3 separate regions of the Homo sapiens genome follow, and regions 2 and 3 are each linked to region 1. The links are chromatin loops, found by intact Hi-C in ENCODE. Cell type or tissue: natural killer cell. All regions are shown on one strand. Links, peaks and the distances in the headings refer to the core of each region. The heading gives the core; the rest is flanking DNA.

Region 1 (10,400 bases), core at 1,812-6,811:
GTCCCACTTGACCTGGGACTGTCCTGATTTTCAAACTAAAAGCCCTGCTGCAACCCCAAAATCCCCTCAATCCTGAAAACACCCAGATGTTTGGTCCCTCTGGTCCAGGCTGGCCTGTAGACTCCACAATGGAGCATCAGAAGGTGAGCTACCTCTAGAGCAGAAGGTGGGAGGAATATAGTGCAGCTGAGATGAGGAGCTGTTGGGCTCCACCCTCACAAGCTGGTTGCCACAGCAACGGCTGGAGTGAAAGGTGGACCACAATGATGGGAGGCAGGCACAAGAGGTACCCAGGACACAGCTTTGCAGAGAGCCGGGGAGTCCCGCCTGGAGGAAATGGTGCAGCTATCACTCACTTACACAAGGATGAAGGTATAATCCCAGAGGTCAGAGCTTGGACCAGGGGGTGGACACTGTAAGGAAGGAGATTTTTGGCTCCAAATAAGGCAGGATATTTTAAGTGTCTGCATTATTAAAACGTCTTAGTTGGACCTTAAAGATCAGTTGTTCCAATACCCTCTTGCTAAACCTAGGGCTTAGAACAGAATCTGATGTGTCTGTGGTAATCCACGGGTCAGAAGCAGAAACAGGACTTGAATTTTATGACCTGAAGACCTTTGCAGTCAGGAGACATGAGAAAAAGAATGAGACTTCTTCAGCAGGGCGCAAGTTCTCTATTCCTGGATGCATCCCAAAGAGTCTGAACTTCTTGGTCTGGTTACTGTTGGGAGAGGATTCATGCTTTAGAGGGGAAGTAGCCTCAGGTGGCCTTAAGCTGCCCCAACTCAGAATTCTGTGGTACAATGATTCAGCAGAGTGGAGTCTCTAAAAGTGAAACATCAGCAGAATAGCAAGGGGGAAGTACATTAAGAGTTGGAATTAAATAGTTGAATATTAAAACACAGCAGGCGGCGCAGTCCAATACTGATTCCTTCTACTCTTCTGTGTTGACTAAATCAGTCTGTGCATGAGAAGAATGAAGTGTGACTGTACATATGTGCAGGTGTGTAGGTGTGCACGTGAATATATGTGATGCATACAGATGTGACTGTGTATGCATGTATATGTAAGCACACATATATGTGTGTGTGCATGTTTGTGTGTAGAAGAGAACAAAATGGAAATGCTAAATTGGCTTCTGAAAGCTGAATGATTCAAGTTTCATCAAAGAAAAACTAATTAATTTTATGTTGTAAATATTAAAGTATGAAGGCATTTTCCGTTTAAACCTAGGCCAAATGCATCCTCACAGACCTTTTCAAAAGTTGCAAATGAAACATGCATTTCATTTCTGAACGTTCACAACGCAGATTTCAGCCTCGGACCTTGAAAGCCCTTTTCTCCTGATTAGAAAGAAAGATTTTTCTCTGCAATGCTCAGTGCTTTTATTAGAAAGCGACCCTCTGAGGAGCTGTATGCATAAAATATGAAAAACCCGGAGTCTTCCTGCGGCCACTGAATAGTGAAAAGCCTGGAGTTTTAGGGATTAGAGAATGAGGAGAGTGGAGTGAGCCAGAGGGCCGTGGGGGCAGGGTTCACTCATTCATTCTTCTGAGTGCTCATCCATTCGTTTAAGGATGGTCACTGTGCCGAGTGGTGAGAGCAGTGTGGTGTTACCTTGGAGGTCTGTTGCAGAGTTTCTGGAGAAAGCGCTCAGGGCTGGACCTAGAAGACTTCGGTTTCAAGTTCCAGAATTGTTCCTAGTGCTGCACAGCCTTGGGCCCCTCTTAGCTTTGTGTAGAACAGAAGACTGCTTGCCTGCTTGTTGTGGGGGGTTAAATGCGATCGTGAAAAATGAAAGTCATCTGTAAACTGTAAAGTCCTCTAAGTATACATGCCTTGCTCCTCCTGGAGAACACGTGGGCTCTCACCATTTTCCAGCCCACCCCACAAGACGCCATGTGAGATTCTGTGTTCTTTGTTGTGAATTTTGTCTCCACAAATACTGGAAGTGTTTTGAGGTTCAGGACAGTCTCTTATTACTTAGAAAGAATCCCCTCTGTGCTCCACTCAATTCGTTGGGTAACGCTCCTTATGTAAATACTGATGTTTATCTTTTCAAGATTTGCATCATCCATTCACTTTTCATGTGTTACTGAGGGACAAAGTCACTAAAATTACTGACATTTTTTAAGAAATGGAATATTTACTAACATCTCCATCTTCTGTAAAACCAGCCATAAAAGGCAAACAGATGTTTTTTATGAAATCTGAATGCTTCAGTCCTTCGGGGCAGTCATACTTTTCTTGCAGCAATTCCAGAGGCTGAGGTCTCTCCAAAATGGGAATAAGGTTGATGACCTTTGGAGGGGCCTTTGTGAGAAGATAAGGCTCTGTGGACTTTTTGGCACAAAGATAGGCTTTAGTGGTTATTTTCTTTAAAGCCTCTTTATTATTTTAGATAGGAAATTATACTGACTTGGAGCTAATTAATGTTATTGTTTTTATTTTCCTGTGTCTTTTCTTCAATAATGTCTCAAAGCTCTGACTTTATTTACTATCAACACTAATTCACCATCACCTTGGTAAGATTCAAGGAAATTGGGTTGGGAGGTTACCGCCTTGGTTCTGAAATCAGGACAAAGTGATTTAGAGACAGTCATGGAAATGTAATGACAGGCCCTAGACAGTCCATTTGGTTGATCATCCAGGAATACAGCTCCTTGTGGTGAATGTCTGTGTGCATGTTACAGGAAGAGAGGAGAGAGAGAGGGAGAGAGCTGGAGGGCCTTGGGCAGTTTGACAAGTTGTATGTTTTGTGATGGTCCCCAAACCAATTGCATTAAGAAAACATAAACAGGTCATCCCCACCCTCCTATTTCCATCTCTTGCTGCTCCCTGCATCACCTCTCACACTCCGCAACTCACCATGCCCCTCATCTCTGACTTCCCTTGCCTGCTCCCGCCCTTCACTTCCTCCTCCCCTACTCACCTCCACATGGCATCCCCCACTTCCTGTACCCTGCAGCTCTCAGCTCTGGGGAGGCTCACTTGAAGCTTAAGGATGGAGCATCAGGGTTGTCTACTGAGTCCTGTATTTTACTTAATACAAAAAAGAAAACACTGTTAAATGTGAACATACATTAAAATAGCCACATCATTTGCACTTGCGTGAACAGCAACATTTTCTCAATTATTTGGAATAAGATGATGTTCTTTAAACTTTGAGCTCTTCTTCTTGCTTCTCTGCCTTTTTGATGGTGCCTGGAATGTTGTCTGCTCATGCCCCTTCTTCTGCTAACAGTTCTCCCTCAACACTCAGCTTCGATGTCACTCGCTTCTGGAACCTCCCCGATTTCAGTGACTGAATCTGTGCCCCATATTTCATGGCCCATTGCTTTTTCACTGTGGCGAATGTCATTTCATGCCATTTTTTCTTGGTGTATGTCTCTCTTCTGTTTGCTACTGAAGAGGCCGGGACTATGTGTTCTTTCCCTGTGTCCCACTCTCAGCACAGGCCAGCCCTACTGTGGAGAGTCAGGGAATGCTCCTTGGATGGACATGAATGTGGCATTCTCAACTACAAAACTTTGATGGGTTCAAATTCACAAAATAAGAATGCTATTTATCTTCTCACAATAAGAGAATTACAGACACTGAATTTCCTGGGGAGGCCTCTGCTAACAGAACTGGTGTTTCTGTCACCCACAAAGATGCAAGTTTCCTTTATTCTCACACGCGGGCTCACAGGAACTTGACAATTTCATCACACCTCACAGCTCTATGCTTGCAAGATCCTCTCTCTTGCCTTGTGATTTTCTCTCTAAGCCTACAGAAGATGACAAGAGGGACAACAGCCAGCGGAAAGCTGCCTGTAGAAGGAGATACAGCAGGAAAACAATTCATTCTTCCTCCTCCCATTTGTTCAACTCCAGTCCTTGGAGCACACATGAGAGCTTCTGGAAACTCATGGGGTGGCCACTGCTGTGTCTGCTGTGATGGCTTCTTCCGGCTCTTGATTTCACATCTAGGGTCAAGTGATGCACATTGGTAATGGTCCCAGCTGGGTCAGAGTCTCTGGGAAAGCGGTGGCTTTGGGTGTTCCCTCCCTAGCCTGGGAGATGTGCGCTCCGTCTTAAATCTCAGCAAGGATAGCAGTGTCTTAGTCTGGGTTCCCCTGGAAGCCGACCCCGAGGCCAGGATGTGAGTGCAAGTGGTTTACTTGGGAAGTGAACCCAGGAAGCACAGATAGGGGAGTGTGGAAGCGAGGCATGGAGGGGAAGACAGCAGCAGAAGGTGAGTAACTACCCAGTCAGCCAGGGGCCACTGGAGTTAGCCACTCTGGGGGAACTTACACTCAGGACTCAGGGTTACCCACGAATGAATGAGAGATCTGGGGCACACCTCGTTAGCTTCTGTCAGCCATTGGCCAAGGGTCACTCCTGGAGAGCTGAATTCCCTGGCATTTCTGGCCTGCCACATCTATGGGCAGAGTGGGTTCCAGGGACAGAAGCAAGCCTGCAGGAAAAGAAGTGCATTCAGGCTGTTGGCCCTCTGGTCAGCAGAAATGCAGATGCCAGGAACCAAGGGGGTGCAAGTGGGGCCCCCACAGACATCTGCTGCAGACAGGGTGCCACAGTGAGCTTCCAGAGCCCAGCTGACACACCCATCCATCCTGGGCCACCCCTGACTCCTGGTGGGAGGGCTGGCAGAAGTGCTTTCTGAAAGGGCTGTAACTTCCGGCCCTTATGCAATTCCTACAAATGACCCATTTTAATCCTAATCGTCAGACTGTCAGAGTTCATGAGAACAAGGCATTAAAGTGTTCTTGAAAAGCACTTGATAATCTAGCTTGTATTTGGGCAGCACTGACATCGGGACTTAAAGTGTCACGCAGCTCCTCAGTTGGTTTGATCTGTGCCACTCCAGTTTTCGAAGGAATAATTTGATAAATGGATTCTTATGAAAGCTCTGTGATGAAATGCAACTGGATTCTGCAGAACAACAACACGCACCTCACTGCAGTGACCCAGCTTCAAAGTAAAAGGATTGGAAAGTTTGTAGGAGCCAGAGGGGACCAGAGGCTGACCAATCTGCTGTGTTTAAAGCACTTTCTCTGCATACAGACAATTTTCACTGGAGTAATAAGTGCGAATTTATCAGGAATGCTAACAAAAGAGGTTTAGTGTTGTGTTTCCCTTGCATATTCCCATTCTTAAGGAGGGGTTTTTGGGAGCATAACACACGTGTTCAGTGTTGTAAAGGCTGACCAGGGAGAGGGGCATGGGCACACTGCTGCTCAGTATTTATACATTTGCTGAACTTTGGGGACCAGAATGAACACTTGATGCTAACTAAAAGAAAAAAATCAGGCCAGGTGTGGTGCCTCACACCTGTAATCCCAGCACTTTGAGAGGCTGAGGCAGGAGGATCACTTGAGGCCAGGAGTTTGAGACCAGGCTGGACAACATAGCAAGACTCTGTCTCTACAAATAATAATAATAATTTAAAAATTTGCTGGGCATAATGGTGCATGCCTGTAGTCCTAGCTGTTTAGGAAGCTAAGGTGGGAGGATCACTTCAGCCCAGAAGGCTGAGGCTGCAGTGAGCTATGAGCATGGCACTGCACTCAGCCTAGGTGACAGAGTGAAACCCTGTCTCAAAAAAAAAAAAAAAAAAAAAAAAAAGGAAGGAAGAAAAAAACAACCTCACATTTGTACTGTGAAGGGTTCTCAGTCCTGGGGTTCTGAATAATAGCTCGCGCTTTAGCCCAAGACATGTCTCACCCAAGGTGTGGGTTGGAGTTGTATCTGTGAGTGTCCTGGGTAAAGGAATGGCAGCTTGGAGAGTGGACCGCCAGTAGGGGCTGGAGGAGTAAGCTCTGTCCTAGCATGGGACCTAGAGAAGGAATTGTCCACAGGTGTGGTTTTTATCATCAAGTCTCCTGCAAGACTTCACTAAACATAGAGCCAAGGGCCCCCCTGTAGTTCAAGAGAAGTCCCTTGAAATTACCCCACTGCTCTTATGAGGTCTTATGGCAGCTGTAAAAACTGGAATGTATTTTTCATCATGAGCAGGCCCTTGAGAGAGTGGCTGAATTTTAAATTAAAAACAATAGCAACAACAAAAAATAAATACATCTGACCCAGTTTTATTTTGTTTTATATTTTAAACACATTGTTTTGCTATGGTGTAGTGCTGGACAAATTGTTTTATTTCCCCTTTGCAAACTTAATCATCAAATTTCCTTCACTCTTATTATTTATCACTTTGTCAATAATCATTTTATTTTTTTAAGGCATCTGCCTCCCCCTGTGGCAAAAGCAGTTATAATCTTCTCATTTAGCAAAGAAGAGGATCCACTGTTATCAGCCACAGCCCTCCTGCTGTGCATTCCATCTTTAGACTTGTTCATCCTGCATATTTGCTATGTGGGAGCCTTTGAGCTATGTCTCTGTTTCCTCCTGCTCCCCTATCCTGACCCTGCTAACCACTGTTTTATTCTCTCTCTCTCTCTCTCTCTGTGTGTATGTGTATATATATATGTATATATAGTATATATGTGTGTGTGTATATATGTGTATATATGTGTGTATATATACACACGTGTACATATATGTATACGTGTATATATATACATGTGTGTATATACGTGTATATATACATGTGTGTATATGCGTGTATATATACATGTGTGTATATACGTGTATATATACATGTGTGTATATATACGTGTGTATATACGTGTGTATATATGTAACCTTTTTTTTAAGATTTCACATAGAAGTGAAGTTATGCATTATTTATCTTTCTGTGTCTGACTTATTTCACTTATCATAATGTCCTCCAAGCCTATCCCTGTTATGGCAAGTGGCAGGATCTCCGTCTTTTTTAAGGCTGAGTAACATTTTGTTTTGTACACACACCATGGTTTCTTTATTTGTCCATTGATAGACCCCTAGGGCGTGTACGTACCTTGGCTGCTGTGAAGTGCCGCAGTGAGCATGGGAGTGCAGATGCCTTGACGAGATGGTGATTTCATCTCCTTTGAGTATGTACCCAGAAGTGGGACTGCTGGGTCAGATGGTAGTGCTATTTTTAATTTTGTCTGGAGCCTTCATACTGTTTTCCATAGTTGCTTTGCCAATTGACACTCCTATCAACAGTGTACAAGGGTTCCCATTCTCCACACCCTCACCACCACTTGTTATCACTGGTTTTTTTATTGTAGCCACCCTGACAGGTGGGAGGTGTTTTCTCATAGTGGTTTTGATTTGCTTTTTCCTAATGATGTTGGTCATTTTCATTTCATCTTTGGAGAAATGCCTATTCAAGTCCTTTGCACATTTGTTAATTGGGTTACACGTTTTCTTGCTATTGAGTTGCATGAGGTTTTTTGTGGGGTTTTTTTTGTTTGTTTTTGTTTTTGAGATGGAGTCTCACTCTGTTGCCTAGGCTAGAGTACAGTGGCGCCATCTCAGCTCACTGCAACCTCCGCCTCCTGGGTTCAAGCAATTCTGCCTCAGCCTCCCGAGTAGCTGGGATTACAGGCACCTGCGACTACACCCAGGTAATTTTTTGTATTTTTAGTAGAGACAGGGTTTCACCATGTTGGCCAGGCTAGTCTCAAACTCCTGACCTCGTGATTCACCCGCCTCAGCCTCCCAAAGGCTGGCATTATAGGCATGAGCCACCGCACCGGCAGAGTTGTATGAGTTTTTAACAAATCTTGCATATGAACCTCCTATCTGATATTTTGCAGATGTGTTTTTCCCTATTTGCAGGCTGCCTTTTTATTTCATCCATTGTTTTCTTTGCTGTGAATCATCACTTTCTTACAGCTCTTCCTGACAACCTCTCCAAAGCCAACCACAGAGAATTTTTTTGGCCTTTGTATTCAAAGGTGACTGCAACATATACAGCTCAAGGCAGGTCCGGCCATTCCTGATTTCAAGTTGGGTTTTCCATGAGCACCAGCCACACTTTCAGCCCTGGGTTTGGCAAGTTGGGGTCCCACAGGAGAAAACGTGGCCTCTGCTCTCAGAAGCCTTGCTTTTCAGGAGACCAAACCAACATCTTCCCTTTACCAAGAACATGATGGCTTTCTCGTAGGCCCCATTGCCGACTGCCCTCATCATCACACTTGGAAATGGGGCACTGAGTGTTCTGCTCTTTAAAGCTGAGAAAGACAAGAAAGAAAGAGGGCTAGGAATGGCTTTTCTTTCTTTTTTTTTTTTTTTGAGATGGTCTCACTCTGTCTCCCAGGCTGGGGAGCAGTGGTGCTATCACAGCTCACTGCAGCCTCAACCTCCCAGGCTCCAGCAATATTTCTGCCTCAGCCTCCTGAGAAGCTGGAACCACAGGTGCACTCCACTACAACTGGCTAATTTTTTGTAGCATTGGGGTCTCACTTTTTTGCCCAGATGAGTCTCAGACTCCTGGCCTCAAGCAATCCTCCCACCTCAGCCTCCCATAGCGCTGGGATTACAGGCGTGAGCCACTGCATTTGGCTGGGTCTTGAGTGAATTAACAATGTCTTCCAAAATAGGCATAAGCTCTGTTTTCTAAATGAAGAAAACGAGGTTCAGAGAGATAAAGCAGTTTGCCTATTGTCATACAACTGATAAGAAAGGGAATATACCCGGTAATGGGATTGCTGGGTCAAATGGTATTTCTAGTTCTAGATCCTTGAGGAATCATGACACTGTCTTCCACAATGGTTGAACTAGTTTACAGTCTCACCAACAGTGTAAAAGTGTTCCTATTTCTCCACATCCTCTCCAGCACCTGTTGTTTCCTGACTTTTTAATGATCGCCATTCTAACTGGTGTGAGATGGTATCTCATTGTGGTTTTGATTTGCATTTCTCTGATGTCCAGTGATGATGAGCATTTTTTCATGTGTCTGTTGGCTGCATAAATGTCTTCTTTTGAGAAGTATCTGTTCATATCCTTTGCCCACTTTTTGATGGGGTTATTTTTTTTTCTTGTAAATTTGTTTGAGTTCATTGTAGATTCTGGATATTAGCCCTTTGTCAGATGAGTAGGTTGCAAAAATTTTCTCCCATTCTGTAGGTTGCCTGTTCACTCTGATGATAGTTTCTTTTGCTGTGCAGAAGCTTTTTAGTTTAATTAGATCCCATTTGTCAATTTTGGCTTTTGTTGCCATTGTTTTTGGTGTTTTAGACATGAAGTCCTTGCCCATGCCTATGTCCTGAATGGTATTGCCTAGGTTTTCTTCTAGGGTTTTATGGTTTTAGGTCTAACATTTAAGTCTTTAATCCATCTTGAATTAATTTTTGTACTGGGTATATACTCAAAGGATTATAAATCATGCTTCTATAAAGACACATGCACACATATGTTTATTGCGGCACTATTCACAATAGCAAAGACTTGGAACCAATCCAAATTTCCATCAATGATAGACTGGATTAAGAAAATGTGGCACATATACACCATGGAATACTATGCAGCCATAAAAAAAGGATGAGTTCATGTCCTTTGTAGGGACATGGATGAAGCTGGAAACCATCATTCTCAGCAAACTATCACAAGGACAGAAAACCAAACACCGTGTGTTCTCACTCATAGGTGGAAATTGAACAATAGAACACTCGGACACAGGATGGGGAACATCACACACTGGGGCCTGTCATGGGGTTGGGGGAGGGGGGAGGGATAGCATTAGGAGATATACCTAATGTAAATGACAAATTAATGGGTGCAGCACACCAACATGGCACATGTATACATATGTAACAAACCTGCACGTTGTGCACATGTACCCTAGAACTTAAAGTATAATAAAAAATAGAAAAAAAAGAAAGAAAGAAAGGGAGCAGGTTTCAGCATGACTCTGACTTGAGAGCCTGGCCTGTGGCCCAGTTCTTCTCATTCTAGACATTTGCTGCCTGGGCTCCTCCCCCCACATGATTGTCTTGCCCCAGTGCATCATGGGAAAATCTTGATTAAATACTGTGTTTGTGTTTGGATAAAATAATGTACTATGTCTTGGAATTCCTACCACACAGTGTCTGCGTATTTCTTCTTCCCTGCCTCCTTCCCTCCCCTTCTTCCTTCCTTCACGTGGTTATTGCCAGGCATTGGGATCCACGTGCTATATGCCAGGCATTGGGGTCCACCACTCTGCCTGAGCACTTCAAGAGCTTGCTGAATAAATAACTATTTTTTCTGACATTATTCTTCTGCCTCTAGTAAGGAACAATGGGTTTGTTTGAAGTACAGGCCATTCTTCTCATTCCTAAGCCTCTGTTCTGAGAGCATCGGTGTGGCATTTTTTAAAATTTTTTTAAAAAGGCAGAAGCAGGCCCTTTTTGTGATATTAAACCTCTTAAATGACAAACTGTAATTTGTAGGGGGAAAATGGTTCCCTGAATGCATCTTACATCCTTGAATTCCAAATTACAAAGTTCTTGCTGAAATTGGTTTCTGCCCAGG
Region 2 (10,400 bases), core at 3,096-8,095, 74 kb before region 1:
GACATATCTAGCTCCCTCCTGCCTGAACCCCTGCTGTTCCCTCTTCCTGATGAAACACTCTCTCTCACTTTTTGCCTGAGTAGTTTCTTCTCATTCTTCTTTCTTCCAGGGAGATAGGCCAGGAAAGGCTTTCTGAGCAAAGACTACTAGGTTCTTTTCATCCACGGTATATATAAATATATGCATAAATACAAATTGCGGCATGTTTAGTCGGACATGGGGCTCTCTGGCTAATCCACAGTTTTGATGAGAGCAGGAACTGTGTCTGTTTCACTCTTACACTGTACTCCCCTGATCACAGGGCTGCCAGGAGCCCAGATGGTGCCTTTCTGCAAAGTGGACAAGGGCCCTTCCTCAGGACTCTTCATATATCTACTGGAACATTGTTTTAGTACACTTTTTTTAGAACAAGGCACATTATTACCATCTGCTAGAAAATTAGAATAATAAATACAGCATTTTATGCTGTTGTGGTGTGACCTAGATATGGTATTTTTTCACAGTGCACAAATTGTACAACTGTACTCGGCAATCCTCCATATCACCTACCACAGTGTCTACATCATAATTAATATTTGTTGAGTAAATTAATTAGTTAATGGGAAAGCCCTGAGGCCAAGGGTAAGAACAATGGATTCAGAATCTGGCTGCCAGGGCTTTGGGGACAAAAGTCATCACTTGCTAGCTGGCCTTGGTGAAGTCACTCACTGCTTGGAGCCTGTTTCTTTACCCGTAAGACAGGGTTTGCTGTGAAGGTCTAGCAAGATCACAGTGCAAAGTTAACATACTTGTCTTATGGGCCCTCAGTGTAGCAGCCCCAGTTGGTGCCCATGCTGCCTCCTGCCCTGTCTCTGCCTTCATTTGCAGGCTGCAAGCTTCTCACCTCAGGCCATCCAGGCTCTCAGTGGTTCTCAGGGATTTCTCCAAACTGTGTACTTACTCAGCCCTCAAGGGCAGGTGCAGGGTGGGAATGGCTGTGGTTGGTGGGAGGTAATTGATATACCAGGGACAGCAGCTCTCCATGGGGATAGGACCTGTGGGTAAATGCCCCAGCCTCCCATATCTTAGAGGGATGAGTCTGAGGTGTTTTCTCTACAGCTCCCCAGACAGTCCCCGGCAGGATGGAGCCTCAGTTTCCCACAGTGGCAACGAACCCAGCAGACCCACCGTAGCTTCTCTCCCTTTCCTTCCTCACCCTCTGCACTTCTTATTCCAGCTTCCTGGGATCAAATTCTAAAGAAACCAACTATACCCAAGTCCTCAGCTCAGTTCTGCTTTCAGGAGAACATTAATAACACCCATATCCTAGAGAATCAAGTTGGGTTTTTTCCATTATCTTCTGCTAGAATACCCTGAGGAAGCAGCTGCAATTCCAGCCTAGTCTCTGGAATAACAGGGACCTTGGGGATGGATCAATATCCAGAAGAGGGTGCACAGATGGTGTGGCCCACAGGGATTCTGGGGCTGGGGTTGGGGGAGAGGGGGCAGAGATGAGGAGCAGGGTTAAGGGCAGGGCCTGGGAGACACCATCCTAATGGTTCTGCCCTCAGGAGAGGGCTGCCAGCTGCTCCAGGACAGCCCATTGTTTCAGCTGAGAGAGGCGACAGTGCTCCCTGGAGTGCCGACTGGTCTGCCCATTTCTTCTTGAATTTTTGTATTAGCTATTGCCACAGAAATGCTACATAGCAAAGCAACCCAAAAGCCACTGGCTCGAAACCCCAGCCACTGGTTCCTGCAGTTCACGTGGCTGGCACTGAGTTCTGGCAGGGCAGCTCTTCTCTAAGTCTCTCCCTTCCCAGGTGATGGTAGAGGCACAGGCTGAGAAGCCGCACCATACAAGTGTAGCATGTGGGCCATGCTTGCCAGTGTCTCATTGGCCAGAACAAGTCATGTGACTGCATCCAACATCAGGGAATTTCCTTTTGCCCCTAGGCAGATTTGATGCAAAAATGTGGACACAGGAAAGGGGAAGAACTGGAACCCTTATGCATTCCACCACGTGCATGGGGAGGGTCTCCAGTAGTAAAACCTATTTTCTTCCAAGTGTCTATACTTTGTGGGCATCTAACAGTGACATGACCAGTGCCAGTGAGCAACCTCTGCCTTTAGACTTCGGGTTCCAACTTAAAGCTAACTTGGCAAAGTCTGCTTCTTCTACACTCAGCCTCGCCTCTGTTGGGTTTTTTGTTTGTTTGTTTGTTTGCTTGCTATTTGTTTTTAGAGCTGGGTTCTGTCTTTGTTGCCCAGGCAGGGGTGTAGTGGGGCACGATTACACTTCACTGCAGTCTCAGCCTTGGGTTCGAGCAGTCGTCCAACCTTAGTCTTCTGAATAGCTGGGACTACAGGTGCCTGCCCTCACACCCATCTCTTTTTAAAAAAAAAAATTTGTAGATATGGGGTCTTGCTATGTTGTCCCGGCTGCTCTTAAACTCCTGGCCTCAAGCGATCCTCCCACTTCAACCTCCCAAAGTGCTGGGATTGCAGGCGTGAGCCATCCCACCTGGTCTCTTGCATCTGTTTAGCGTAACCCATCAGCCTGAGGTGCAGGTGCAGTTCTTTCCTCTTCATTTCTGAGCATTTACCTGTCTAGCCTGGCAGGGAAGCCCAGTGCTTCCCGATGGCCTAACCCAGCATCATTTAGAGTCTAAGGCGGCAGCAGGAGTCTCCTGTCAGTCACTGCCATGCTTCCTCCTCTCAGAGAGAAAACACTGGGCCCAGGTGGCCTTCTTTTCCTGATGTCCTAGAACTGATCCTCCCACCCCACCGCTAATCTGGACTCAGCTCATTTGCGGTTCTCTTCTGGGGCCCTGAGGCTCAGTGAGGACCATCCAAACCCCCCAGAGTTTCTCGTCATGTCAGAGCTCCAGAAGGAAGAGTTGGTCTTGATGCTTTTCCTTCCTGGAGGTTCCTTGGCTCCTTTGCAAATGTGTCCTCCTCCCCCACTCCTCCCCTTCCGCTCCGGGGGCACGATGCCACCAAATGTCCTATCCCACTTTTGCTGGTGCCCCCACCTTCCACTGCATGCCAGAGGGGGCCGCTCACATGACACTTCTCAGAGAGACCTGCTCTAAGGTGACATTCTTCCACCCAGCCTGAGAAGCTGCTGGCGCTTTTTTTGAAAATAAACAAAATCACTTTTCATTCCACCCTGTTGGTACATTTGTTTATGTTTTCTACTTAAGGTTGTGTTTGAGCTCAGGGCCTTGGGTGAGAAAAAGCTGGAGAATTCTAGACCTGGATATCCCCTGGGGCCTATTCTGCTGTGACTCTCCATGACTCTGCTGTGAGAAAGAATCCTTTCCCTCATTTTCCTGCCATCCTTCACAGGCCGGGGCTGGACTCACCTTGGGGTTGTGGTTGACCCCACATGTGCACAGCTGCCCTCTGTCCCTGTGCTGAGTTTCAAACATTGCTTACCCTGCAGCTGGCTTTAAAAAGCATCATAAAGATCAGGCTGGTGGGAGGAGAAGGAGGAGTCATGGCTGGGGGAACTTCAAAGCTATAAACATTTAGGCATCTGCGGCTGATTTAAGAGCATTCTAATTTAGCAGCTGTCTTGGCACAGCTAGCTACCCTGGTGCACAGTACCATTGAGCAAAGAATATATTTAATATGATTTATGCAAGCATTGCCACAGAAAGTTTCTAACCAAAATATGGCCTTAAAGTGAGTGGACAGAGGCCAACAGTGAGTGAAGCTTGTGGCATGGCTTGGGGCTTAGTGTCCCCATCACCTTTGAAGCTGTGTGTGAGGGGTGGGGTGGGGCGGCACGTGTTTAGCAAAATTGTCTCAAAATTATAAAGACAATTAGTTTGGTGTGCCTGAAGGTCAAACTCCATTTTCAACTTCCTTCTTTCCCAGGCACCTACTGTTCATCCTATTTTCAACTATGTTCTTTTGCTTATTTGTCCATCCATCCATCCATCCATCCATCCGTCCATCCATCCAACTGTCCATCCATCCATCCATCCATCCATCCATCCAAGCATCCACCCAGGACTAAGTGACTGCATTGTGCTGGATGCTGGAGTAGTGTAGGCCCATCCTCAGGAGCTTGCATTTTATCAGATGCAGCAGATGCTGCCAGTGCACCACCCATATCCCCTTGGCACACACCAGAGGCCACCAGCAGTTTCCATGCTTACTGATGCCATCCTATCTTGAACACTTGTGTCTGTCAGAGCACTTTTTCTGCCATTAATGCTTATGGCCTGTGGCCCATGGGGCTCAGCCCAAAAAGGCTGGGAGGTTAAGAGAGTAATCCTCAGTCAATAAAGGATGGGAATGGGTGGCGATAGCCCCCAGACATATTGTGAGGGTTTGAATCCAGATTCCTTGGCCCTTGGTACCTTGTCAGGATAATTCTGAAGTGTGTTCTACGGAGTTCTTAAATGTTCAGTAGTTTGAGTATTTGTTCCCCCAGATCTCATGTTGAAATGTAACCCCCAGTATTGGAGGTGAGGCCTGGTGGGAGGTGATTGGATCATGGGGATGGATTTCTCATGAATGGTTTAGCACCATCCTCTTGGTGCCCTCCTCGCAATAATGAGTGAGTGCTCATGAGATCTCGCTGTTTAAAAGTGTGTGACACCTCCCCACCCTCATGATTCCACTCCCACCAGGTGGGACACCTGCTCCCCTTTTGCTTTCCACCATGAGTGGAAGCTTCCTGGGGCCTCACCAGAAGCAAATCCTGGCACCATGTTTCCAGCACAGACTGCAGAACCATGAGCCAAATAAACCTCTCACCTTATAAATGACCCAGCTTCAGGTATTGCTTTATAGCAATGCAGAAATGGCCTCATATAGCAGGTTCCCAGCAGGACTTAGCCAGTCACCACAGTGGTAATCTGTTCACTGTCACCCACTCATTCATCACAGTTATAACCTGTTCACTGTCAACCATTCATTCACCAGAGTGAGAACCTGTTCACTGTCACCCACTCATTCACCACAGTGGGAACATGTTCACTGTCACCCACTCACCACAGTGGGAACCTGTTCACTGTCACCCACTCACTCCCCACAGTGGAAACCTGTTCACTGTCACCCCCTCACCACAGTGAGAACCTGTTCACTGTCACCCACTCATTCATCACAGTGGGAACCTGTTCACTGTCACCCACTCAACACAGTGGGAACCTGTTCACTGTCATCCACTCATTCACCACAGTGGGAACCTGTTCACTGTCACCCACTCACTCCCCACAGTGGGAACCTGTTCACTGTCACCCACTCACCACAGTGGGAACCTGTTCACTGTCACCCACTCACTCCCCACAGTGGGAACCTGTTCACTGTCACCCACTCACCACAGTGGGAACCTGTTCATTGTCACCCACTCACCACAGTGAGAACCTGTTCACTGTCACCCACTCATTCACCACAGTGAGAACCTGTTCACTGTCACCCACTCACTCCCCACAGTGGGAACCTGTTCACTGTCACCCACTCACCACAGTGAGAACCTGTTCACTGTCACCCACTCATTCACCACAGTGGGAACCTGTTCACTGTCACCCACTCATTCACCACAGTGGGAACCTGTTCACTGTCACCCGCTCACTCCCCACAGTGGGAACCTGTTCACTGTCACCCCCTCACCACAGTGAGAACCTGTTCACTGTCACCCACTCACTCCCCACAGTAGGAACCTGTTCACTGTCACCCACTCATTCACCACAGTGGGAACCTGTTCACTGTCACCCACTCACTCCCCACAGTGGGAACCTGTGCACTGTCAGCCACTCACTGGCCGTTCTTGCTTGCTCATCTTACGTCCGCATGCCTTCATTGAGATTCTTGGGATTGCCTCTAAATTTAACTGCCTGCCCATGAGTTCTTGTCTCAGAGTCTGCTTTGGGGGACTCTAAGCTAAGACAAAAGACGGGCGTCTAAAATTTCTTTCACCTGTCTCCTTTGCTAGATTCTATGTTTCCTGAACCTTATGTCTTACCTTTTCATAGATTACCCCCTCATTCTGGGGAGCACAAGCTCTGCTAGCTTGCTCAGGAGGCGTGTCTCATTTGTGCATATTTGGAGGCATTTAATTTCTGAAAGAATCTTAAGTCTACCCTAATATTTGTTTGATAGGTTGGTTGTATATAGAATTCTAGAATTGTCTTTTGGAATTTTAAAGATATATATTAGTTTATTCTCACACTGCCATAAAGAACGACCGGGGACTGGGTAATTTATTTAAAAAAAAAGGTATTTAATTGGCTCATAGTTATGCATGCTGTATAGGAAGCATGGCTGAGGAGGCCTCAGGAGACTTACAGTCAAGGTGAAAGGCAAAGGGGAAGCCGGCCCGTCTTACATGGAAGGAGCAGGAGGAAGGGAGAGAGCGAAGGGGAAGGTTCCACATGCTTTGGACAACCAGATTTCATGAGAACTCTATCATGAGACAGCAGTAGGGGAATGGTGCTAAACCACTAGCTACCACCCCCAAGATCCAATCACCTCCCACCAGCCTCCACCTCCAACACTAGAGATTACAACTCAATATGAGGTTTGAGTGGGGATGCAGACTGAAACTGTATCAACACTGCTTTGTCTTAAGGTTCTAGTGTTGTGGTTGGAGACTTTGAGGCCATTTTGTGCCTGGCCAAGTGTGTACTAGTGTGTCCCGTGGCTGCTGCAGGTTAGGCACAGAAGCATCGCCTGAGCAATGCTAGTTGTCAGGAAGTTGGGAACAGCCTGCTTGCAAGGATCTGGGTGACTGCTGCAGTGTGAACACCAAGGCAACTCTTGCTACGTCTTTTTCTGGTCTCTTTGTTCTGTTCTTTATTGACCAATTGTGTAAAAATTCCTTTGCCACTGTTATCCTGTTTGAAGGATCATAGTTTCCAAATTTTACTTTGTTTTGTTTTATTTTATTTTATTTTATTTTATTTTATTTTATTTTATTTTATTTCGACATGGAGTCTTGCTCTGTCACCCAGGCTGGAGTGCAATGGTGCAATATTGGCATACTCCAAACTCCCCCTCCTGGGTTCAAGTGATTCTCCTGCCTCAGCCTCCCCAGTAGCTGGGATTACAGGTGCCCACCACCACGCCCGACTAATATTTGTATGTTTAGTAGAGATGGGATTTCACCATGTTGGCCAGGCTGGTCTTGAATTCCTGACCTCAGGTGATCCTCCCGCCTCGGCCTCCCAAAGTGCTGGGATTACAGGCATGAGCCACCAACCCTGGCCTTCCAAATTTAATTTTTTTTAATGTGGATTTGTGGATTTGCTTTGATTAAGTACTAATTCTCCATGACATGTAATTTAAATGGCACCTAGGGCTTATGGTGAAAAGTAGGTGATTCCTAGTGCAGTTTCTGCTTCCGGTCCTTGTGCATCCTTCAGACATGCCCTATGGGTGTGCAAGCATGTCAATGTGTGTTCCTTAAGAAGAAACATACAAAAACAACTCAGCCCCAAACTATTGCATAGGTTACCATGCCTCGCAGGTTGTCTGTCCTTCTGGAGTTTGCATTTTCATGCAGGAAGATGCCATTTAGTCTGATGCCATGGGAGTCAAGGTGCTATGGGAGTCAGGCAAAGCCTGTCTGAGAAGTTGAGACCTGAAGGGAGACAGGAACTAACATCGGGGAACTGGCTTGAGCTCCAGAGAGAACAAGAGCCAGGTTTGAGGGCTCGAGGAAGCAGAGAGGGGGCTGTATAAGGTGAAGATATGGAAGCTGGAGAGATGGTCAAGGGTTGGATTCTTGGGGGCTTGAATGTGTGGGCATGCCTGGCAGTCTTTTCTTTTTGCAGATAAAAGCAGTGAATTGCATCATTGACAGGAAAGCACTGCCATGAGCAAACTTGAAATAATAAAAATAGACGTCAGTTGAGTGCCAGACACTATTCTGTCCTTTACCTGTATGACCTCCTTTTACCTCCACGATAGCCTTATGAGCTGGGTACTGTTATCATCATCATTTCCATTTTACCAATAAAAACCTTAAGGCACAGAGAGGTTTAGTGACTTGTTCAAGGTCACACTGCAAATAAGTGGCAGGGCTGGGTTTTGAACCTGTGTTGTCTGGTCTAAAGCCCTTGCTCTTAACCTCTGCACCTCCTGCTGCTTAGCTTTCCTCTTTCTTGCCCTCAGTCTCTCTTTTCTTTTTCCTCAGCCCAATGCACCTTCTAGCATCACCTTTGAGGATTCAGGGTCTTTTGTGTTCCCAGGTCACCTACTTTGTCTGCTTCCAGGAAAGGCACCTGGGTATCAGCCACCCACACCTCAAGAACTTATGTCCTGTCAAAGAGGGTGATGGTCCCTTTGGAAATTATCTGTCCAGTCCCCCATTTTCCCCATGGTGAAACTGGTATCAGAGGGAAAATGGGAGAGGGGAAGGTAGATAAGGGAGATTTTGACAGATGAGAGGAAAAGGAAAGGAAGGGAAGGGATGGAGGGAAAGCAGAGTGTGGAAGTGCCATGTGAGCACCGTGATCTTGCTCCCATACTTGCCCCCACCTGAAGTCATAGTGCTCTGTGAAGGAGAGAGCACCTTACATCTGGAGCTTGGGGTGCACACTTGAGTTCTAAATCAACCCCAGTTACATATGCAATTATGGGCAAGCCACTTCGGCCTCTGAGCCTCCATTTTTCTTATCTATATAACCTGTTTCATTAAGTTTTGGAGGAGATTCGAATGAGATAATGGATGTGAAATGCATAAAAGACTACCTTCATTATCCAGGCACAGTGGCTCTCTCCTGTAATCCCAGCACTTTGGGAAGCTGAGGCTGGACTATTGCTTGAGCTCAGGAATTTGAGATAAACTTCAGCAACCTTGTGAGATCCAATCTCTACGAAAACTAAATTAATTAATTGAAAATTTAGCCAGGTGTGGTGATGTGTGCCTGTAGTTCCAGCTGCTCAGGAAGCTGAGGTGGGAGAATTGCTTAAGCACGGGAGGTCAAGACTGCAGTGAGCCATGGTTGCACCACTGCACTTTAGTCTGGGTCACAGAGCAAGACCCTGTCTCAAAAAAGAAAAAAAACAAAGGCCAGGCACGGTGGCTCACGCCTGTAATCCCAGCACTTTGGGAGGCCGAAGCAGGTGGATCACCTGAGGTCAGGAGTGCCAGACCAGCCTGGCCAACATAATGAAACCCTGTCTGTACTAGAAATACAAAAATTAGCCAGGCATGGTGATGCACGCCGGTAATACTAGCTACTCCTAGGCTGAGGCAGGAGAATCACTTGAACCCAGGAGGCAGAGGTTTCAGTGAGCCAAGATCATGCCGTTGCACTCCAGCCTGGGAGACAAGAGCGAAACTCTGTCTCAAAAAAAGAAAGAGAAAAGAAAGAAAGAAAGAAAGAGAGAAAGAGAGAAAGAGAGAAGGAGAGACAGAGAGAGAGAGAGAGAGAGAGAAAGAAAGGAAAGAAAGAAAGAAAGAAAGAAAGAAAGAAAGAAAGAAAGAAAGAAAGAAAGAGAAAGAAAGAAAGAAAGACGACTATTTTTATTTATTCAATAAATATTTGTTGAGACATGAGACACTACTTTATGCCAGGCTCATGAGTAACACTGAGAGGAGCCCTACCTTATTTCAGGTACTGTGCTAAGCATTTCGTATGCATTATTTAATTCTTTCAACCTCCTTTGCAGAAGTACTGCTGCTATTGTCAATGATGAAAACAAAGACCACCCAGAAACAAAGCAGCTTGATTTCTGAACTCTGGGAGTTAGGAAGGAAATACAAACCAATGAAGAAATTTACCAAGCAGTTTGCTAAGAGGGAAAAGCTGTGGTTTTGAAATGCTGGGAGAGAAGGGCATATAGTTCATGGCAGTTCTGTTGATTAGGGATTGGAAACCAGCACTCTGAATTAGATGGAATAAGTCCATATGTCTGAACATCATTGGTTTAAACAAAATCCATGGGCATTGCCCAGGAGAGCAACTGTAGACAAGTGCAGTACAGAGTCTAGAACTCCAGGATGCTCAGAGTTCATGGCCCTTCCGCAGCTCAAGCTGGGGAGGATAGAATTCAGGTTCACTATCTCCTAGGTAAGCTGTGCTAAGGTGGGTCATTTCTCGTTTCCATAGCATCCTCGACTTAAAGTTGAGGAAATAAAGGTGGAAAGGTGAAGTAATGTGTCCCAGCTCACATAGAAGCCAGGATTTAGACCCAGGTAGACTTTTTTGGAGCCTGTACTCTAAACCGTGACTTTCTGTTTATTACCATTTTTTTAAAAAAGGTATTCTTTAAGCTTGGTTTGTGGGAAAGGATTTTGGACATGAGAACACAGGTTTTGGGGGGTCTTTATTATTAGGGCAAAGAAAACTTTTCTGTTCACTGCCTTTCTAATTTCCAGCACAGAGAAAGCTGGGCCTGTGGGGTGAGAACAGAAACTGCCTAGAGGGCTGGGGGCTTGCTGGGAGACTCAAGGCTATCTC
Region 3 (10,400 bases), core at 2,487-7,486, 51 kb before region 1:
GAAGAAAAGATGTCACAAACTTTTTTTTTTCTTCCTCTCTATTTTGAGACAGTTAACTTTATTTTGTGTGATGCAAACAAGACCTATGTGACTCATTTAGACTCAGCCCAGCATTCAGATATCTAATTATTATTTTCTTGGATGTGTATTGGGTTTTGTGGACTTTTTAGAGATGGCTGTATGATGTGTTTGATAAGCAGGGAAGGCTGTGGGGGGAGATGGGGGTCCTGCAGCATTCTCTTCCATTGGAAGATGAAATGGGGTTCCTGCTCTGGAGAGGAATAGGAGGGGAGCTGCCAACCTGCCATGTGCCCTCTTTCAGGGGTTTTGCTGCCTGCAGCTGTAATGGTTCTTTACAACAACCCTGAAAGGTTTTGGATGTGTGCCAAGACTTTCAGAGAGTCCTTGCACTCAGAGGATTACACATTAGAATGGGTGAAGACCCTGCCCCTTGGGTAAGCACCACATATCTGACATGTGGCCTCTGCTCAGGCACCTCTGAGGTCCCTGGGAGACCACACTGTTCCTTGTGTCTGGATCATGTGACCCCTTCTCAGGTTCTGGGAAGTGGGAGCCTGGCTGGTGGGTGTGAGGCAGTCCTCACATCCCACTCCCTTGCCCTCCTTGATTGATTCTGGAGTTAGCACATGACCCAGTTATGACCAATAAGATGCCACCAGGTTTTGCTGGGAATTCTAGGAGAGAAACTCTTGTTTTTTTTCTACTTTGCTGGAACAGCACAGGTTGGGTGCCCTGGAGTTGCTGCCACCACTGAGGAGGGTCTGCTTCAGAGGGGAGCCAATGGGGAGGAGAGACAGAGGAGGCTTCCCTGAAACACACACATGCTCTTCCATCCCACTGTGCCTGAAGCCGGCATGCCTCCAGGCTCCTCCGTTGTAGGAGGCAGCAAGGCCCACCTTGGGGTAGGGTTTCTCTCATGTGTATCTAAAGGTCCCTGATACCTGATGTTTTGTCCCTGCAGAAAATCAGAAGCGCCAAGTCGGCTCCTTAGTTAACTCGCACAAGCCACCTTCCATCTCCATGTAGCCTCCTATTTCCTGCCTGACTGCGCTGAGGGCAATATCAAAATTTCCAGACTCTATTAGGAGCAAATTTCTACTTAAGGTTTTACAGCTTAGCACATTTTGATTGGATGTTTGTGGAAATTTGGGGAGGAACGTTGATGATAGACACAGGAATAGAAAGTCGGTGCTAGACTGCAAGTTCCCTGGGGGCAGGGCTGAGGCCTCCCCCAGTCCTCTTATGCCCCTGTCCCTGGCACTCAGTGTAGCACTTGGCTGAGTTAAGGGATCGAGGTTTGGCTGGAATCAGGAACCCAGGGTTATCCTAATTCAACTTTCTCATTATCCGTTTGGGATGGGAAGCGGGTAGGGTGGTAGGTTCAATGTCTATTGTCCTTTGGCCTGATTTACTTTGACCCCAGAGCCTCATTCCTGACCTTCTTGCACTGACTTCTCCCCTGGTGTCTAATAGTGCGTTGACAGTGCCTTTTATCTGTGATCTTGAGGGACAGCTGTGCTGAGAGTGGAAAGGATATAAGGACCAGAAAAAATTTGTCTGATGAAGTAGTCCATACTGAGGCCAAATATCCCTTCTGGCCCTGATTCCGCCCTTGGTCAGAAGAGTCAGCAGCCCTTATTTGCAGTTCTGTCCAGGGCCCCTGGGCAAGTCACTGACACCTCTGCTGAGGAAACTTAAAATGTCTGGTGCATAAATTCCCAGCCTGTTACATCTTGCTTCAAGGAATGAAGCCGCTATGCTGGCATAAATCATTTGAAAATTATAAAGTGCTTTACATGTGGTTGTTATTGTTAAAAATGTTATCCTTTTCCTATGCTAATAGCGTGGATAACAACAATAACTAAAATGGCATTTTCCCTGATGGACAGAGAAAAACCACAGGAGAACTCAGTTTGTCTATGTGGGTTCCTACCACAGGGCTTCCTGGGCCAGGCAGGCAGGAGAATGGCTGCCATTCCTTCCTCCCAGGCTGTCTTCGTCCTTGAGGGGAAAGCCTGTCCTGCCGGTTGCCCACCTGGGCAGCTCTATCCTAAGATGAGCCTTAACATTTACAGGCTGCCTGCTTCTGGCATGGGGAGAGAAGCTGTAGGAGAGGCAGGGCCAGGGCATCCTGGCTGACACCCATGTGGAGAGGAGCAGGGTAGGGCAGTCTTCTCCAGGTAATGGTAGCAGGGCTTCTAAGCCTGTGGATTGGGGGTATAATAACTGGTTGGTAACTGGTAACCAGTTGGATATATGTGACTTACACAGGGCCCCTCACTGTGGCCTTTGCATGCTGGCCTTAGGAGGGCCTGGCCCAGCTGTCTCTAGGATAGCCCAGCATCCTGGAGGAAGCTTTTCTTCCCCACCTTTAAAGGTAAAACAAACATGCAAACCCCTCACCACCTGCGGGGATCCCTTGGTCTCAGGAGGAGGAGGTAGGACTGTGGAGTTCTGGGCAGGGCTTACACCCTGTTTGTATTTTCCTGTTTGGTTCTCACCATCATCTGTGATATAAACACTATTGTCTCCACTAAACCCATGAGAAAATAGAGACACAGAGAGATTAGATTGATTGCCCATGGTATTATTTTGCTTAAAAAGGGATGGAGGCAGAATTTGAGCCTGTGGATTCCAACTTCAGAGCCTGGGCCCCAAACTCCTGTGCCGCCCCTTCTCACATGCACATGTGTTTCTCTGGTCTCCTGCCCTAACATGCTTGGCCCAGGGCAGATGTTCAACAGGTTTGTTAAAAGGTCAGTGAAGGTTAGACATCAAATGATAAGGGAAATATTTTTGGTAGCTTGAATGCTTCTAGTGATTCTAGTGACGGAGACGGTTATGTGTTCACCAAGCCCAGGTACACAGGGGACTCATGTCTGACTGCTGCCGTGAGATGGGGTCTGTGAAATGTGGGCAGAAGTGTCATGGGCTCCCGTAGGCCCTGCATATGGAACCTCCCAAACTCTCATTTGCCTTCCCTTTCCAGTGGGTTCATGGGGTAGATGTGGAAGGTCCAAGCAAGGCAGAACTGCAAGACAGAAGGAACTTGGGCACTTGTGTCATCACATGGAGGAGGGCTGTCCAGGAGAGTGGCTCAACCACTGTGATCTGAGGAGGGATACCATTTTTTATTGTGTTAAGCTGTTGAAATCTTGAGTTTTGTTATAGCAGTTATATATCCCAACTGTACACTTCTTTAAGAAAGGCTTGCTTTAGACTTGTTTAGGAATCTTCAGCTATAATCTTCAGTATAACTTTGTGTGTGTGTGTGTGTTTGTGTGTGTGTGTGTGTGTATTCAAACATGTCACTTTGGACTTATCCAAAGCACATTTGCCCGTTTATCTCCACTCTGTTCCCAAGTTCAAAACCCTTAAATACCTATCTATTTTTTCTTCCCATAGCTACTAAGAGATCTCTCCACCAGACATCCAGAATTAAACATTATACCAGCTTATACAGTCTCCCTTCAAACAAACAGTCTTCAGCCAACTCTAAAGCTGTCCCTTTCATTTACTTTCAGTGAAGCTCTTAGCATGAAGCTGCATACGGTTGAAATCTGGGTGGCATGGCAGAGAAAACCATTGGTATTTAAAAGGAAACTTTTTGGGTAATGTTTTTTATGATCCTCAGAATCACAAAGGGTGTTTGATGCTACATCTGCTGCAAGCAATGGGCTGTGTCTGGGATGTGCAAGGTGTTCATGCCTGGGAAATCTTCAGAGTCTCTGAAAAGCCTGGGGGAGGCCGGCATGCCTGGCACAGCAGATGAAGGTAGGGTGTTTCCAGTGCCTGGGGACAGCCACGAATGGGGCATATGATGGAAGTCACAGCCATTTTAGAGGCCCTGCAACTGACACGGGAAATAGGAAAGCCACGTGATATTTGAACTGATGAGTCATCAGCGTGCTCAACTAGAATCCAACAGATTCCCCTCACCATCTTCAAACCACAAGAGTGGCTTAGTCTGATGTCTGTAGTGGCAGGGTTGGCTTTGTTACCCCAAGTGATCGATGGGGAAACTGAGGGAGCTGGAGTAATTTGCTCAAGGTCATTTATCTAGTAACTGGCAGAGCTTGGACTTGGACCCATGTCTGTCAGCTGCCAAAGCCAGGATTCGGGGCTGTGTCACAGTCTCACAGGGAAGTCTCATAGGAAAGGCAGGAAGTGCATGTGCGTCTGCTGGGATTATTCTGAGAGACCACCCTCTCACACAACATCATCTGGAACTTCCCTGCCAGGCTTTTTTTATTTTTTTTTTCCTTTCTTTCGGTGGCATCTCTGCTTTCTTTGTATCCATTCCCAAGACCAAGGAGTGGGGCTGACGTGTTTGGTATACAGTCCCTGTCTGTATGGTTCTCTAAAGCAGGCCACAAAGCAGCTGTGGTGTTGAACCCCTGAAATCCTCAGCTGAGTGTGGTGGCTTGCCAGTGCAGGGAGGAAAGAGTATCTTGGGAAGAGGAAAGAGCTTGCGGAAGGCCCAGGGATGTTAATGAGTGTGGTGTAATCGGGGCAAAGCAACTCAGGGGGGCTGGAGCTCAGCATGGATGGGGCCAATGGTGAGGATAAGGGGAGAGATGACAGCAAGGACTAAAGGATGAAGGTCTGTAAAAGACATGCCAAGGACCCTGGGTGGCATCTTGTAGGTAATGGGCATAGGTGGGAGGGTGGCGATCCCTGGTTTTGCCATGCGAAAGGGAGAGACTGCCTCGGCTCCATCTGGGACTGTTGCAGTGACCCACCAAGAAGACCAAGCATGTCATTCCTTATACTGATGAAGCATTTTGTAGGTTTCAAAATCTGTCCACATTCATCATGGAATTTGAGGTACATGGGGAGGATGTTATTATTTCTGGTTGACACATTCTGGCCCTGAGGCCTTTGTTGCCATGTGTATAATGAGTATACACTCTGCTCTCATGCTTGCTGTTTGCACTCTCCTAATGATCTCTTTCGATAAACAGAAGTTCTTATTTTTAATATAGACCAGTTTGTCGAGTTTGTCTTATATGTTTCATGTGTGTGCCCTGTTTAAATATTTTTACTTACCTTAAGATCATAAAGATACGGCATTTTTTGAGTGTGAAAACCAGAAAGTAACTGAGACAGGTCTCAATCAATTTAGAGGTTTATTTTACCAAAAGGTTAAGGCCCAGGGGCTTTGGACACAGCCTCAGGAGGTCCTGAGAACATGTGCACAAGATGGCTGTGTTACAGCTTGGTTTTATACGTTTTAGGGAGATAGAAGTTACAGGCAAAGACATAAGTCAATACATGGAAGATACACATTGTTTGGCCTGGAAAGGTGGACTTTTGGAAGCCAGGGGCTTCCAGGTCATAGGTGGAGTCAAAGATTCCTGGTTGGCAATTGGTTGAAAGAATTAAGCCTTGCCTGAAGAGTTTGAGGTCAGCAGAAATAAATGCTCAAATATAAATAAGGGGGTTGTGAAAGCCCAGGTTCTTGTCATGTGGATTAAGCCTCCAGGTAGCAGCCATCACAGAGAATAGATGGTAAATTTCTCTTATTGGACATTAAAAGATATCAGACTTGGGCCGGGCACGGTGGCTCACGCCTGTAATCCCAGCAGTTTGGGAGGCTGAGGCGGCTGGATCACCTGAGGTAGGAGTTTGAGACCAGCCTGGCCAACATGATGAAACCCCGTCTCTACTAAAAATATAAAAAATTAGCTGGACGTGGTGGCGGGCACCTGTAATTGAAGCTACTTGGAAGACTGAGGCAGGAGAATCACTTGAACCCAGGAGGCAGAGGTTGCAGTGAGCAGAGATTGTGCCATTGCACTCCAGCCTGGGCAACAAGAGTGAGACACTGTCTAAAAAAAAAAAGGTGTCAGACTCTCCAAAAAAAAAAAAAACCTACTAAGGGAAGGAGATTCTCTACAGAATGCAAATTTCCCCCACAAGAGACAGCTTTTCAGGAACATTTCAGACTATGTCAGAGAAACATTTTTGGGGGTAAGAAACTTTGATATCTGTTATCTGTCATGCGATGCTCTGCCACAGTCAGGTCGGAATTCAGTGTCTTATTGCTGCAGTCTATTTTGTCAGTCTTAATATCTCTGTTTCAGTGTTCATGCTTGTCGGTTATACCTAAACTCCAAAGCTAGGCATGTCTGATGCCCTTTTTCCATCATGGCCTGGACTAGTTTTCCAGATTTCTCTGGGATTCCCTTGGTCAAAAGGGAGATACATTCGGTCATTTGAGGGGCTCAGAATTTTATTTTTGGCTTACAGTGGAAATCTAGAAAAGACCTTTCTGAGTAAGTGACATTTCAGCACTAAAGGACACCGGGGAGAGGGCCAGGAACCCGGGCACACATCTCAGGCGACCATGCTGACCCCTCTGCTTGGGACGCCGAGGAGAGGGCCAGGGACCCGGGCACACATCTCAGGCGACCATGCTGACCCCTCTGCTTGGGACGCCGAGGAGAGGGCCAGGGACCCGGGCACACATCTCAGGCGACCATGCCAAGGAGAGGGCCAGGAATCTGGGCACGCATCTTAGGCGACCATGCTGACCCCTCTGCTTAGGATGCCGAGGAGAGGGCCAGGAACCCGGGCATGCATCTCAGGCGACCATGCCGAGGAGAGGGCCAGGAACCTGGGCACGCATCTTAGGTGACCATGCTGACCCCTCTGCTTAGGATGCCAAGGAGAGGGCCAGGAACCCAGGCATGCATCTCAGGCGACCATGCTGACCCCTCTGCTTGGGATGCCTTTTCCTTCAGTTGGACCCTGTCTTTGGAACCACAAATCCCTTTCCCCCTCAGGTTAGACTGCAGCAGAGAGGGCAGACAGCCAAGGAAAGAAATGCAGCAGCAGCACTGTTTGTCTTAGAGTCCTAGGAGTTCATGGACTTGTGGCTGGCAGGAAACAACAACATCAAATGCATCAAGAATTGCCTTAAGGTTGACAGAGGTGAAGGCAGGAAGTTGAGGTATGCTTTCAGGACAGCTTTTGGCCTCCTGAGCCACTTAGAAGAAAGGACACACCTTTAAAGCACTAGAGACAAACAAAGGGCAGTGCGCCTGCAACCTCCCACATTTCCTAGTGAGTTTGATTTGATTTAAGAGGCTTTTTTGCAAAGTGAAAATCAATAAAAACAGAACTGGCAGGTCTCCCCTGCAGAGAGCCTATGAGTGCCTTCCATCAGGAACACGCTTCTGGGACAGCGGCTCCAGGTCCTCCCTCGGGACAGAGAACTTCGGGCGTGTCTTCAGAGCTGCACTGCCCATTTCTCGGACCCCAGGCTGGGTTTATTCATCAGTGCCAAGAAGGGCCCTGAGCAGGTGTGAAGTGACAGTGTTGTCTTCAGAGCAGCAGTAACTGTGGTCTAGCTGGTCCTAGGTCGGGGGCAACAAGCAGTGGTTTCAGGCTTGTCAAATTTTGGTCGCTGCTCACCTTGGTTGACAGCGATTTGGGGATAAAGAGTGGCTAAGCACGAAGGCTCCAGAGCCAAGACTGTCAGGCTTGAATCCTGCCTCTGCCATTTACATCCTCTGGGACTGTGGGCAAGTGACTTACACTCTGTGCCTCAGTTCCCTCATCTGCAAAATGAGGATAAGAAACCAGCATGTTGAGTGGATTCATGGAGTCAACATGGGCAAAGCACCTGGAACAGCATTGACGTGGAGTCCACACTCAGAGAATGTCATTCGCCAACAGTTTCATGCAGTCATTACATCTACTGAGGCAAAAATGGATTCCTAGATTCCAGAAGGTATTTGAACTTCCTTAACTATCAGGTTGTAGCAACGGGAAAATTATTAGAATAAAGTAAAGAAGTTTCCTGGCTGTTAAGAAATTTAAGAAAGTTAACTACCAGAAAATTATTGGAATATTTCCGATGGCCAAGTGCATGTTTGCCTGAAACATTCTGATAAAGGAGGCAAAAGTAACTGGGATTGCAGGCACATGCTACCACATCTAGCTGATTTTTTTTTTTTCTTGTAGAGACGTGGTCTCCTTTTGTTGCTTAGCCTGGATTCGAACTCCTGAGCTCAAGTGACCTTCCCACCTTGGCCTCCCAAAGTGCAGAGAATACAGTTGTGAGCCTCCATTCCTAGCCCCATTGCACTTTTTAATATGTAAGTGTGAAAAATAATGGCCAGGTGCAGTGGCTCACATCTTAATTCCAGCACTTTGGGAGGCCAAGGCAGGCAGATCAGTTGAGGTCAGGAGTTTGAGACCAGCCTGGCCAACATGGTGACACCCCATCTCTACTAGAAAATATAAAAATTAGTGGGGCGTGGTGGTGCACACCTGTAGTCCCAGCCACTCAGGAGGCTGAGACAGTCAAGTCACTTGAACCTGGGAGGTGGAGGTTGCAGGTCGCAGTGAGCCGAGATCATGCCACCACACTCCAGCCTAGGTGACAGAGTAAGACTCCAACTCAAAAAAAAAAAAAAAAAAAAGAAAAGAAAAATACATCAACTCCATAATACATTTAAAGGTTTCCTTCTTGGTGGGATGGTCAGTCAAGGTTTTCTCTCTGCATAGAGACGAACTTATGACTCAAGAACTTTGCATTTGAGTAGGGGTCATTAGAGGATAGAAGAAGGAGTTGGAGGTCATTCCCTGCATCTCTGGCACCCTGACAAGGCTGTGGCCTTTTTCTGAGTCTGGTTCTTTGGGGTTCCTGTTGTTTTAGTTGGTCCTCATCTTCCATATAAATCTCTAGCCTCTCTTTCTGTTGCTTCTGAGCAAAAATCTTGGGTTCTGCCCTCTATCCATGAGTGTCCTGTGCCATTAAACAAACACTGTCCCTTGAGGACTGAGAAGCATTTGGGGTCACAGATGGGCATCACTCCTGCCAGAAGTCCATAGGTGACTGTCATGCTAGAGGTCCTACAGCTGCCCCAGCAGGTAGCATGTGAGCTTGGTGGCCCAGGATGCAGCTGATCTGTTCTGAGCCACTGTCGATATGGCCACGGACACACCTTCCTTCTCGTCTCTCCTTTCTTTCTTTTTTTTTTTTTTTTTTTTTTTTGAGACAGAGTCTCACTCTGTCACCCAGGCTGGAGTGCAGTGGCACGATCCCTGCTCACTGCAAACTTCGCCTCCTGGGTTCAAGCGATTCTTCTGCCTCAGCCTCCCGTGTAGCTGGGACTACAGGCACACGCCACCACACCCAGCTAATTTTTGTATTTTTAGCAGAGATGGGGTTTCATCATATTGGTCAGGCTGGTCCTGACCTCGTGATCCTCCCACCTTGGCCTCCCAAAGTGCTGGGATTACAGGCGTGAGCCACAGTTCCTGGCTGGTCGTCTCTCCTTTCTTAACTCAACAAAGGAGAGAGTAAGTTAGAGCAATGTTTGCAAACTTCATTTGCCCAAACCAAGAATTCCCCAGGGATTCCCAGAACTAAAGGAGTGAGGAAGTGGGCAAGCAGGAGGGGTCCAGGGACCCTGGCATACCTTTAGTGCTCACATTAACCCATTTAACGTTATGGGGTTTTCTGGAAAATTATTTGTTTAACATCGAGACTTCTGCAGCTCACAGGGTTTCTATGAAGAACCTTCTAGCACAGACAGCCTATGTCCAAGCTCTATCTTGCCTGAAACTTTCTCAAAAGGCATTTTTTCCCGTGAGAAATATTTTAGAAAATTGGCCTGAAAGGGGTTTTAAAATATCTTCTTTGCATAAATATTTTATCTTCCAAAATCATTTGTTTCAAAATGTTTTCAGAATTATTTGGAAGAGGAGGGTGGGGAGTCTTTCAGTAGTGACGGTAACTTGTAACACTTGGTTCACAGAATGTCCCCTGCCCAGGACAGGGCCGCAGCTGACCTCCCTCATCAGGGGCTGCTGGCCCACTACCTGGCACCGCAAAGAGTAGCCCCCACAGGGCTGGCCTTTTTCTTTTACGAAGGACCCAGCCATGTGATGTCACTATCCTCACACAATCCTGTGGCCTGGCATCAGTTTACAGAAGACAGTTTGGATCATCACAGGGCAGGTGAGTTTTCTCTGGGTTTCACAGTGTATATCAGGGGATCTGGGCTCACATGCACGTCTTTTGAGTTCCAGCCCAGTGGTTTTCCCACGACATGCCAGTGCTGAGGGAGACCACTTATTTGAACATAATAAGCTTAGAAGAGAGGCCTTATAGAAGGAGATGACTTGGAGGGCAATGGAGGAGGGTGTGTGCCGTGAGAGGAAGGCTCAGAACGAGGCCCTGACCACAGCAGGTGTGAGGGTCAGGGAGGGGAAGAGGAGCCAGGGATGGACTGAGAAAGCCTGACCAGAGAGCTGGAAGGAAGAGCACAGGGCCCAGAAGCCAAGAGAATATGTGTTGAGGAGAAGAGCGTGGCCGCTGGTACACGTGCGTGCAGGACAGAAGATGCTTACTAGATAGAGAG

What was found. Hi-C counts contacts between places; a loop is a spot of excess contacts. Peaks named below come from ENCODE experiments on the same cell type or tissue, not always from the same donor. Only the 100,000 strongest peaks of a DNase experiment are listed, where the experiment ranks them.
Region 2: it touches region 1 in a loop (6-fold over the local background); 1 of 110 quality-filtered maps calls a loop at or near these places.
Region 3: a loop joins it to region 1, with 3 times the contacts of the local background. A loop is called at or near these places in 1 of 110 quality-filtered maps.

Annotation. Positions count from the first base shown.
Region 1 is chr19:28,494,721-28,505,120 of GRCh38, reverse strand. It overlaps the pseudogene LOC100420587. Among named protein-coding and RNA genes, the nearest start is that of ERVE-5, 110 kb to the left of the region's middle. In natural killer cell, for the core only: no CTCF peak of the experiment used is centred there; a DNase peak (open chromatin) is centred at 3,700; H3K4me3 peaks cover 857 bases; H3K27ac peaks cover 4,704 bases.
Region 2 is chr19:28,570,458-28,580,857 of GRCh38, reverse strand. It overlaps the pseudogene LOC100420587. Among named protein-coding and RNA genes, the nearest start is that of ERVE-5, 31 kb to the left of the region's middle. In natural killer cell, for the core only: no CTCF peak of the experiment used is centred there; no DNase peak of the experiment used is centred there; H3K27ac peaks cover 1,582 bases.
Region 3 is chr19:28,546,623-28,557,022 of GRCh38, reverse strand. It overlaps the pseudogene LOC100420587. Among named protein-coding and RNA genes, the nearest start is that of ERVE-5, 55 kb to the left of the region's middle. In natural killer cell, for the core only: no CTCF peak of the experiment used is centred there; no DNase peak of the experiment used is centred there; H3K27ac peaks cover 1,849 bases.